2 separate regions of the Homo sapiens genome follow, and region 2 is linked to region 1. A link is a contact called in ENCODE Hi-C or POLR2A ChIA-PET data. All regions are on one chromosome and are shown on one strand. The core of a region is the stretch at or near the end of the contact, and the rest is flanking DNA. Distances in the headings are between cores, read along the strand shown. Region 1 has its middle 7.4 kb from the start of LINC01487. Region 2 has its middle 15 kb from the start of MME.

Region 1 (5,932 bases), core at 1,876-4,375:
TTTCAGGCCAATATCCCTGATGAACATAGATGCAAAAATACTCAACAAAATAATAGTAAACAGAATTCAGCAGAATATCAAAAAGCTATCCCACCACAGTCATGTAGGCTTTATCCCTGGGATGCAAGGTTGGTTCAACATATGCGAATGAATAAATGTGATTCATTACATAAACAGAACTAAAAACAAAATCACATGACCATCTCAATAGATGCAAAAAAGGCTTTTGATAAAATTCAGCATCCCTTCATGTTAAAAACCCTGAACAAACTAGACATTGATGGAACATGCTTGAAAATAATAGGAGCCATCTATGGCAAACCTACAGCCAACATTATACTGAATGGGCAAAAGGTGGGAGCATTCTCCTTGAAAACTGGAATAAGATAAGGATGCCTTCTCTCACTACTACTATTCAACATAGTACTGGAAGTCTTAGCCAGAGCAATCAGGCAAGAGAAAGAAATAAAAGACATCCAAATAGAAGGAGAGGAAGACAAACAATTTCTGTTTGCAAATAATGTGATTCCATACTTGGAAAACCCCAGTCTTTTCCCAAAAGATCTTTCATCTGATAAACAACTTCAGCAAAGTTTCAGTATACAAAATCAATGTACAAAAGTCAGTAGCATTCCTACACCAACAACATCCAAGCTGAGAGCCAAATCAAAAATGCGATCCTATTCACAATAGCCACAAAAAGAATAAAATACATAGGAATACAGCTAAGCAGGGAGGAGAAAGATCTCTACAATGAGAATTATAAAACACAGGTCAAAGAAATCAGAGATGGCACAAACAAACGGAAAAATATTCCATGGATAGGAAGAATCAATATCATCAAAATGGCCATACTGCGCAAGCAATTTACAGATTCAATGCTATTCCTATCAAACTACCAGTGACATTCTTCACAGAATTAGAAAAAAATTAAAAATTCATATTGAACCCAAAAAGAGCCTGAATAGCCAGGGTAATCCTAAGCAAAAAGAAGAAAGCGGGAGGTATCACGTTACCCGACTTCATACTATATTACAAGTCTATAGTAATCAAAACAGCATTGTACTGGTACAAAAACAGACACATAGACCAGTGGAACAGAATAGAGAGCCCAGGAATAATGTCAGACCTACAACCATCTGATCTTCAACAAAATTGAAAACAAAAGCAATGGGGACTCCCGAGTCAATAAATGGTGCTGGGATAACTAGCTAGCCATATGCAGAAGTTTGAAACTGGACCCTTTCTGAAACCTCACCCCGCCACCATATACAAAAAGTAATTCAAATGGATTGAAGACTTAAATGTAAAATGTAAAACTATAAAAATCCTGGAGGGTAACCTAGGAAATACCATTTTGGACACAGGACCTGGCAAAGATTGCATGATGAGGATGCCAAGAGCAATTGCAATAAAAACAAAAATTGACAAAGAGCTTCTGCACAGTGAAAGAAAGCATCAACAGAATATTTCCGTATCAACAGAAACAGAAAACAAGCTATAGAATGGGTGAAAATATTTGCAAACTATGCATCCAACAAAGGTTTAATATCCAGAATCTATAAAGAACTTAAACAAATTTACAAGCAGAAAACAAACAACTCCATTAAAAGTGGGCAAAGGGCATGAACACTTTTCAGAAGAAGACTTATATGTGGCCAACAGCATATGAATAAATGCTCAGCATCACTAATCATTAGAGAAATGCACATCAAAACCACCATAGCATACCATCTCATGCCAGTCAGAATGACTACTATAAAAAGTCAAAAAAGAACATATATTGATGAGGTTGTGGAGAAAAGGGAGTGCATATGCACTGCTGGTGGGAACGTAAATTAGTACAGCTATTGTGGAAAGCACTCAGGTGATTTCTCAAAGCACTAAAAACAGAACTATCATTTGACTCATCAATCCCATTATTGGGTTTATATCCAAAGGAATATAAATTTTCCTGCCATAAAGACATATGCATGTGTATGTTCATTGCAGCACTATTTACAATAGCAAAGACATGGAATCAACTCAAATGCCCATCAGTGGTAAACTGGATAAAGAAAATGTGGTACTTACATGCCATGGAATACTATGCAACTGTGAAAAGAATGAGAGCATGTCTTACACAGCAACATGGATGGAGCTAGAGGCCATCATGCTAAGTAAACTAACATGGGAACAGAAAACCAAATATTGCATGTTCTTTTTTATAAGTGGGAGCTAAACACTGAGTACATATGGACACAAAAAAGGGAACATCAGACATCTGGGCCTACTTGATGGTGGAAGGTGGGAGGAGGGCGAGGATTGGAAAACCCCTCGGGTACTATGCTGAATACATGGGTGATGAAATAGTCTGTACACCAAATCCCTGCAACACACAATTTACCTATACAACAAACCTGCACATGTGCCCCTGCACCTAAAATAAAAGTAAAAAAAAAAAATAGTGACAGTAATTAGAAAAAGAAAAAGAATTATTAGTGTTGGAGTCAGTACTTTGCAATAACAGGCCCAGAGTGGATGAGACCAAGAAGCAGTATTAAAAGTAGATGATTGCATATCAAAAAATGACAACCACACACATGGACTGCAATATATTGTATCTATAATTTTCTGTTGACACTATCTTTGAATCTGGAAACAGCAGACAGATAATCTTATTAGATAATGACCTAAATAAAATATTTCACTCCACTCTCCTCTCATATTCCACACATGTAAATACTTTTTGCCTTGAAACCTCCCTGTCACCATCAGACTGCTTTCAAAATAATAATGTTATTTTGAGGGCATTTAGATTAGAAAATCTTGATGAGTTTCCAATTAGTGTTACTGACAGATTTGTTAGATTTTCACTTAATCATTTTTCAGAACTTGACTATGGCTCAGATCTTTGACCTGCTAGTTAAGTATGTTGGTCAGTTTTTATGTGACATCTGCTGATAAAAGTAGCTGGTTTTATTATCCCACACACGTTAATAGAGGTTCCCACAGCAGGAAGGGAATGAGCAGTCCCCCTGGCATCCTTCTGTCACTGCTATGTGCTGTTTTCAGGGAACAGTCAGTGCCTATGGTCATCATGGAGTCAGTGTTTCTCCCTTGGCTGCAGTCCAAAGGACATTGTGCCTCTCTCCATAGAGAAGCTGGAAGGGGCCCAGAGAAAGGCAAATGCAAGATCATGGGCTAGGGAGACTTGCCCAGAAGATGGGCCAAAAATGAGATCTGGAAAGACCAGAGCTAAAAGGTGACATGAACGAGCTTGGAACAGTTGCTTGAGAGAAGTTTATGTATTAAAGTCCTAAATAGAGAACAGGACGGCTGCTCCCTGATGCCATCAGAAAGTCATTTTAAGAAAGTAATTTTAAGTTAAAGAGATAGAATGAGCCTTCATCTCCACCCTATTTGCTGAAGATTCTCTCCAAGTTATGGTAACATCTGAAAATATGTTATAGCCATGACCTTTAGGAGTTAGTATGCCTTAAATTTGAATTCGAGACTATGAGAATAATTTAGGACTATGTAGCATAAAGTAAGAATTTAGATCCTGGCATTTAAGGCATTTAAGACTCTATACTGGTTCCAGATATGAATATAATTTTCTAGCTGAGAAACATGGCCTTTTGGCAGGCAAAGCCAGTGCTCATGAGCTGATAAAAATTATCCCATTGCTTGCTCAGTTGCCTTTCCAGGTGACACGAACAGCTGTTGCAAAATCACAGACCTCGATTCCTGCCAGACCACAGGCTACTGAGCCCAGAAAACAAAACCATGACTCATGGTGAATGTTCACTGTCCCTGAGGTGGATACAGTGACAACCACACACACAGAGTGCTATGGAAATTTGGGATCCATTTTCCTGCTTGTCTTAGTGAAGAGGCTACGCCCACTTATTCTTGCCAGAATCTAAAGACATTTGGGATCCTCTTTTCCCCTTTCCCAACTGTGGGATGGAGTCTGTGCCCTGTGATAAGAGTGAATGCTCTAAAATAACCTGGTCTAACCTTCTTTTAATCTCTCTTTGCCTGATTTTCCTGGGACTCTGTATTTGGGGAAGATGTATATTTTAATCCTGACTCTTTCCTCAAGTGTCACTCAGGTGAACTTGGGGCTCTTTCTGATCCCTGTGATTATGTGGCAGCCTTCAGAATCCTACACCATGATCAGAAAGGCGGGTCCATTCCAGCTCTGTGGTTCTCTGATTTGTGACTTGGGCAGATAAGGCTCAATTTCTGGATTTGACTGTGAAGACTAGTGTCTTGAAAATTTGAAACATTGAAGTTAGAGAAGACAGTGTTAAGTACTAGAAAAGGACCCAAGTGGTTCAGTGTCAGTCTGGAACAGGGGCACACATTCCAATATTTCCTAGGGCCAGGCAGGTAGCATGGACAAGAGAAGTAGGCCACAGGTCTGGTTGGTGGTGTAGACAGGGCTACTGGGACCAGGTCTTTAATCCGAATGGGGACGCAGAAGCCCAGCACCAGCTGTTGTGGTCACATGAGGATGTGGTCTCAAGGATGATAGCTCTTTCAGTTTTTTTTTGTTTGTTTGTTTCCACAAGAAGCCAGAAAGTCAACATAGCAAATGAAACCCCTGAGTCTTAAATATTGGCCACCAATTCAAGTTGTAATGAAACAAATTACTCTGTGGTTCATATAAGACACATCTGCAGATTAGGCCTTAGGCTACCAATTTTTGACCTATGGTACAGGAAGACATTATAACAAAAGCATTTTTGTTAATATTTTAAATGAAAATTTCTTTTTCTTTATTATACTTTAAGTTCTGGGGCACGTGTGCACAATGTGCAGGTTCGTTACATAGGTATACATGTGCCATGTTGGTTTGCTGCACCCATCAACTCGTCGTTTACATTAGGTATTTCTCCTAATGCTATGCCTCCCAAATGAAGATTTCTTATACTCTGCACCCTTAACCACTGAGGAGAGTGCACGCCTACCTCTGATGTGCCAGGAAATTAGTATGATACCACTGCGAGGATGAATACTTTTTGTCTGTTTCTAAAAAATTCACGGTAATTTTGTCTTCTCCATGATACATTTGTGTTTAATATAAAATTTTATGTTAGATTGCATACCCTTGTGTCTAGAATATGATAGATCTTCAATAAAAATGTGTAAAGTGAACAATTAAAGTGCAATTGATACTCCTAGAAGATATATATATATATGTATGTATGTGTGTGTGTATATATATGTGTGTGTATATATATGTATATATACACACACATATATACATACATATATATATATACGTATACATATATATATAATCCCATAGATTGTTTCCTATATCCCAATGTGAGAAATGTCCCTTGGGATATGAAGTAACATGGCCATTCTATTGGTAAGTGATGGTGTTGGTGGCATTACCACCAGCACCTCCAGGCCACATTGCGCTACTTGGAGCTGTTCATCAAATTCAACTATAAAAGATTTTAGCAGATTACTGGGATTGTTGTTCTCATGATTTGGGGTCAGATCCCAGCCTCTTCCATCTTCCCACTCCCTTTCCCCTGTACATTTATAACATATCTACCATCTTCCAGACAGGGGTTGGAGAAGTAAACAGACACATTGCAATCCAACATGGAACGTGGCATCAGAGGTACTGTGGTAAAATCTGGGCCCCAGACATGTGAAGATTATGTTACCTGAGCTGCATATTGCATCCTTTTCCCTATCCAGGGATTCAGTCCTACAGATATTACCCTTGTTTTGGACATCTATTGCTGCATAAACTTAGTGGTGTAAAACAACAACAATTTATTATTACCTCTCTTGGTTCTGTAAGCTGACTGGACTAAGTTAGGCTGTTCTTGCTCAAGGTCTCTCTGTGGGTGCAATCAGGCAGTGACTGGGTCTGGAGTCATCTCAAAGGCTTTCTCAACAATTACTGCTACTGGAATCCTCT
Region 2 (5,932 bases), core at 907-3,406, 170 kb after region 1:
GCCGAATCCTGTGGCAGTAATGTTTAACTATTTAACAAACTGCCAAACTATTTTCCAAAGTGGTTGTAGCATTTTTCACACCAGTACTGTATAAGCATTCCATTTGCCCTACATTCTTGTTAACTCTTGGTACAGTCAATCTTTTTAGTTTTAGCCATTGTAATTGGTGTATGATGGTGTATTATGGTCTTAATTTGCATTTCCTTAATGACTAATGATGTTAAGTGTCTTTTCATGTGTCTATTTGTTATCCATATATCTTTTTTGGTGAAGTGTTTGAAAGTATTTCAAAAGGAAAATAAGGGCCGGGCACAGTGGCTCATGCCTGTAATCCCAGCACTTTGGGAGGCCGAGGTGGGCAGATCACGAGGTCAGGAGTTCAAGACCAGCCTGACCAACACGGTGAAACCCTGTCTCCACTAAAAATACAAAAATTAGCCAGGCATGGTGGCACGCACCTGTAATCCCAGATACTCAGGAGGCTGAGGCAGGAGAATCGTTTGAACCTGGGAGGTGGAGTTTGCAGTGAGCCAAGATGGTGCCACTGCACTCCAGCCTGGGTGATGGAGTGAGACTCAGTCTCCCAAAAAAAAAAAAAAAAAAAAAAAAAAGGAAAATAAATTGCAAAAGCTAAATCTGTTATATAAATTTTTAAAACATACAAAAATCTATTTTATCTTTGAATGAGAGGTGTTTTTTTTTTTTTTTCAAATTGCCTGTGTTTTCTCCCAAATAATTGTTGGAATAATAACTACAAATAAAGTCTCTGGGAGAATCTTTTGCAAGCACAAGGAAAGCATAGCTTTCTTCAACATTATCTACATCCAGAAAATACATTATATGAATCCAACCTAAATATTCTGCCTTATTACTCATGGTTCCTTTATAGTCTCTAAATCGGTGAGTTCTAAAACATGCTATGCGTTCTAATGTTAGGAGGTGAGATGGTTGTAGGGGTATACAGAGTTATTATATAAGGATAAATCTCACTGTAAGAATGGTATTCTATTTTGACTTCTCTTTAGATTCACTTAGGTCAAGAAAAAAGTCTCATCTTGGAAATTATATTTGTGTAACATCTCTGTAGTAATAGCTGATCACTTTTCTCAACAGAGAGCAGTCCTTAGTCTCAGGCTTTCAGCAGATGAGAGTACCAAGCTAGAATTTTTTCATTGTACTTACTTTTTCAGTAAGTGACATAGATTTTCAATCAGTCATCCAGTGACAGCAATATAAAATGTCATTACACCATGTATTTTAGTTAAAGGAAGTGAGTTTATTGATAGAAAACACATTACATAAGTAATATTCAATTGATATTCAGATTCATCAAAAGTTATTACCATAATACACAAATGACTCAATTTGGGGAAAAATTATTTAATATTTAGCTCAATTACTTTCAAACGACGATACTCACTCCATGGAAAACTAGGGTTTACAAGGAGGTGCCTCCACTATTGGGTTGAGGAGATGGCAATGAGCAGGCAAGGAGAGAGTGAGCAAAGAAGTTTAAGGAAACCAGCCCTGGAATCAACTAGAGCAACTCATATTACTTATTTATAGAAAACAGGAAACTTCAAAAAAATACAAAGAGGGCAATAATCATGCATATTCACATCTGTGATTATTTCCTTTTACTGTATAGTCTTTCAATCTTTTTCTAAGCTCATACACATTTTTTAAATTACATTGTCATAATGTTACATACTTAAACTAGTACTATAAAATGCTAATTTTCTGTCATTAAATGCTCTTTAAAAATTAATTTGTGGACTGTAGAATATTTATTTAAACTGTAAACCTTAGCTTCATTTCTATATAAAATGAAAATTGGACTAGACGACATCTAGAATTGTCTTCCTGGTCTAATAGCCCTTCGCTCTGCTAAGTGAATAGTGAAACACTCCTGAATTACTTAAATAATTAAATCCCTGTCCTATTCACCCTGAAAGGCAGTTCATGGAACTGCCTATGTGAGAAGTAGCTCCACTGCACAGCAACTACAACAATTTGGAACATCAGTGTATATATCTACAACTTGAGTCCATATTTGAAAGCACTGTCTTTTATGACCACAGTGTCATATTATGTATGAAATGCTTCTAATTAGTCACCACCCTCTCACTTTACCTCAGCTCAGCCTGCTCTGGAGGGTGACTGACTGCCTGTCTATTTAAGGCACCTCCCAGGGCTCCACATGAGCATAAGTCATCTCACTCATGTTTTAAGTTAGGCAATCCAAAACTTAACCTTTGTGCTTGCTAAGAATTTATCATGCAACTTTTTTTGTTGTTATGTACTAGCAGATAAAGAGACAAAATTTCACCTTATTTATATAGATTTCAAGAAAAGTTAAAGATAACTATAAGCTGCTCTTTGTTGAAGGCTGAATGTGACTATATCCTGTTCCACTTTTCTGTAGCTCGTGCTGGGGGAGGTGTCTCCATTTGTCTTTATATCTGTAGTCTTTAGGACTTCAGGGAAGGGTAATTTATTCATTTTATTTCATAAATATTTTCTAAGTACACACATATGCTAGCCATTCTGGTAGGTCCTTAAGACATAGAGATAAATAGAATATTCCCTTTTCTTAAGTCTTAGTCTAGTAAGGGAGAGAGGAAGAGAGAGAAACAGTAGCTACAGCTATATGTGCCTTGATGAAAGAATGTCCAAAGTGGTTAGTTAAAAGAAACACACACTCACACACACACTTCAGAAATGAGACTGTCTTTGAGGAAAGTGCCAAAGGATACTTTACTGGGTTGAATAGAGTCCTTGCAAAATTCATGTCCTTCCTGCAACCACAGAATGTACTCTAATTTGGAAACAGGATTGTCACAGATGGAATTAGCTAAGAAAAGGTCATACTGGAGTAGGATGACCCTTATGCAGTATGACTGGTGTCCTTCTAAGATGAAGAGAAGACACACAGAAACAGAGACACTAATTTAGTCGGGGATAATATGGCCATGTGATAACAGAAGCAAAGATTGAGTGATGCACCTACAAGCCAAAGGACACCAAAGGTTGTTGACAAACACCAGAAGCTAGAAGAGTCAAGGAAGGATTCTCCCCTAGAAAATCTTAGAGCACAGCTCTGCCAGCACATTGATTTCAGACTTCTAATCTCCGGACTGGTGAGGCAATATATTTTTCTTGTTCTAAGCACCAGTTGCACTTTGTTGCAGTATCCCTGGAAAATTAAGAACATATCTAGGAGCTCATTAAGTAGATTGAGGGGAAAGATTTTCCAAGTGAAGGTAACAGTATGTTCAAAGGCATGCAGGAGTGAAAGAGTATTCAGAAGAGTCTCATCAACATAATTGAGTTACCTAAATACAATGTGATATGTGCAGTTTAATAAATAACATACACACAAACAGTGTGTGATAGTCCTCATTATTTCACACATTTCGTATATGCCTCAGAATCAACAAGAGAAATGAAACAAACCTTTTTTCCTTAGCCTCACTTAATGAATCTCCCAATCTCTGACTTTGCGGCTGCATGGCCGTCTTCTCTTGTGCCTTCATTATTGAATATTTTGCAAATCAGAGGGTTAGAACAGTGCTTACATATATACATATATTTGTTATATTATATATGTATAATTTTTTTTTGAGACAGAGTCTCACTCTGTTGCCCAGGCTGAAGTACAGTGGCAGGATCTCGGCTCACTGCAACCTCCACCTCCCAGGTTCAAGCGATTCTCCTGTCTCAGCCTCCCGACTACCTGGGATTACAGGTGCCTGCCCCATGCCCGGCTAATTTTTGCATTTTTAGTAGAGACAGAGTTTGCCATGTTGGCCAGGCTGGTCTCTAACTCCTGACCTCAGGTGATCCACTCACCTCGGCCTCCCAAAGTGCTGAGATTACAGGCATGAGCCACCATGCTGGGCCTTCTCTTTCACTTCTTATGAGGATTAGTCCTATCAGATTAAACTACCACCCATACCACCACATTTAACCTTGATTACCTCTGTAAAGCCCCCATCTCCCAAATACAGTCACATTGAGAGTTAGGGCTTCAACATATGAATTTGAGGGCAAAACAGTTCAGTTCATAACAGCTTGCTTTTTCCCATTACCAAGAGACCATATAAACCCTTTCTTCCCCTATATGCAGGCATCTTTTTGGGAAAAGGTGCAGAGGAGGAAAAGGCTCATTTGGGGGAAGAAAGCAATGGTATATATAATATAATATAATATAATATAATATAATATAATATAATATAATATATAATATGTTATATAATCAAATATAATATATAATCAAATATAATATATTATATATTATATAATCAAATATAATATATTTATTATATATATTAATAAAATATATTATATTTATTAAATAAATATATTATTTAAATATATATTTTTAATATATATATTTAAATATATATATTTAAATATATATATATAAAATAATAAAAATATATTTATTAAATAAATATATTAAATAAAAATATATAATATTTTTATTATGAATAAAATATAAAATATAAAATATATATGAAATATATATTTATATATAAATATATATAAATATAATATACATTATATAATTATATATTTATATATATTATAAATGATATATTATATCTTTATATAATATGTATATATTATAATATATAAATAATATACATTATATGTATATTATTATATAATATATAATAATATACATATGTATATTATTATATAATATATAAATAATATATATTACAAAGTATATAATATATATAATTATACAACATAAATATATAACATAATTATATAACATAAATATATAACATATATTTATATAATTAATAAGGTCATTAATTACATATTTAGTTTTGACGTAGTTCTTTCCTTTCTTTTTTTTTTTTTTTTTGAGATGGAGTCTCAGTCTGTCCCAAGCTGGAGTGCAGTGGCACTATCTCGGCTCACTGCAACCTCCACCTCCCGGGTTCAGTGATTCTCCTGCCTCAGCCTTCCGAGTAGCTGGGATTACAGGCATGTGCCACCATGCCCAGCTAATTTTTGTATTTTTAGTAGAGACAGGGTTTCACCATGTTGGCCAGGGTGGTCTCGAACTCCTGACCTTGTGATCCGTGGGCCTCGGATAACAGGTGTGAGCCACTGCGCCCAGTCAATTCTTTCCTTTTTAAAGTTTCCATTTGTGTGTCAATATTTTCAAGCTTGTCTTTTATGTCTCAGAACATAATAAACATAATTATTTTAAAATATATTTCTAATAATATCATTACTTCTGGATACTTGCCTGGTTCTATTGCCTATTGTTTCCCCAAAGTTTTGTTTCTGTTCTTTTTTATTCTCATGTGCCTTGTTATTTTTGACTGAATGTTGGAAATTGTATGTAAAATATTGTGAAATAATTCTAAGTTTAGTTTGATATTATATTTCTTCACAGAGCATTACATTTGCCTCTTGTTGGTAATGAAGGAAGAACAATCTTGAACTCATAGAACTAAAAATAAGGCTGGTAGCTGAATTTCCAACAGGAAGAATGAATGTCCAAAGACAATAAAAAGATAGCCTTTAAAGCTTTGAAAAAATATGTTTTTGAAGGATAAAGATAAACTAAATAGCATTTGTTAGCAACAGATCCAAACCAAGAGAAATATTAAGGGGTATTCTTGCAGATAGAAAAGAATGCAGGTGAAATTTCAGAAAGAACAATGCAAAGGTAAGTAGATAGATACATATAAATTAATATTAAATATGTAAAACAATAGAATTACAATGGCAAGGATGAGGCAAGTATACTATTTAGCACCCTTCCTATTCAACTTTGAATAAGAAATCCTAGCTAGGGTGATAAGCACAATACATAGAAATAAAAATGTTAAAGGGTTTGGAAAGGAGAAAATAAAACTGCTGTTATTTGCAAATAATATGATATGTACCTAGAAAATGTAAAAGA

The links. Hi-C counts contacts between places; a loop is a spot of excess contacts on that map. ChIA-PET counts read pairs that join two places held with the same protein, here RNA polymerase II (POLR2A). Pooled maps may share reads with other maps.
Region 2: a loop to region 1 is called in a map of gastrocnemius medialis, with 11 times the contacts of the local background. The contact joins two enhancer-like sites. A Hi-C loop is called at or near these places in 2 of 168 maps with a recorded cell type or tissue (gastrocnemius medialis and psoas muscle) and 2 of 50 pooled maps. POLR2A ChIA-PET finds 5 or more read pairs at or near these places in 1 of 52 experiments (OCI-LY7).

The regions. Positions count from the first base shown.
Region 1 is chr3:155,230,569-155,236,500 of GRCh38, reverse strand. No RefSeq gene overlaps it. Among named protein-coding and RNA genes, the nearest start is that of LINC01487, 7.4 kb to the left of the region's middle. Within about 2 kb of position 3,125, at least 16 of the 41 ENCODE cell types and tissues checked have a DNase peak (open chromatin) inside an H3K27ac peak, as active enhancers do; they include gastrocnemius medialis and psoas muscle, where a contact is called at or near this core.
Region 2 is chr3:155,061,980-155,067,911 of GRCh38, reverse strand. It overlaps a transcript of MME not described here. Among named protein-coding and RNA genes, the nearest start is that of MME, 15 kb to the left of the region's middle. Within about 2 kb of position 2,156, at least 2 of the 41 ENCODE cell types and tissues checked have a DNase peak (open chromatin) inside an H3K27ac peak, as active enhancers do; they include gastrocnemius medialis and psoas muscle, where a contact is called at or near this core.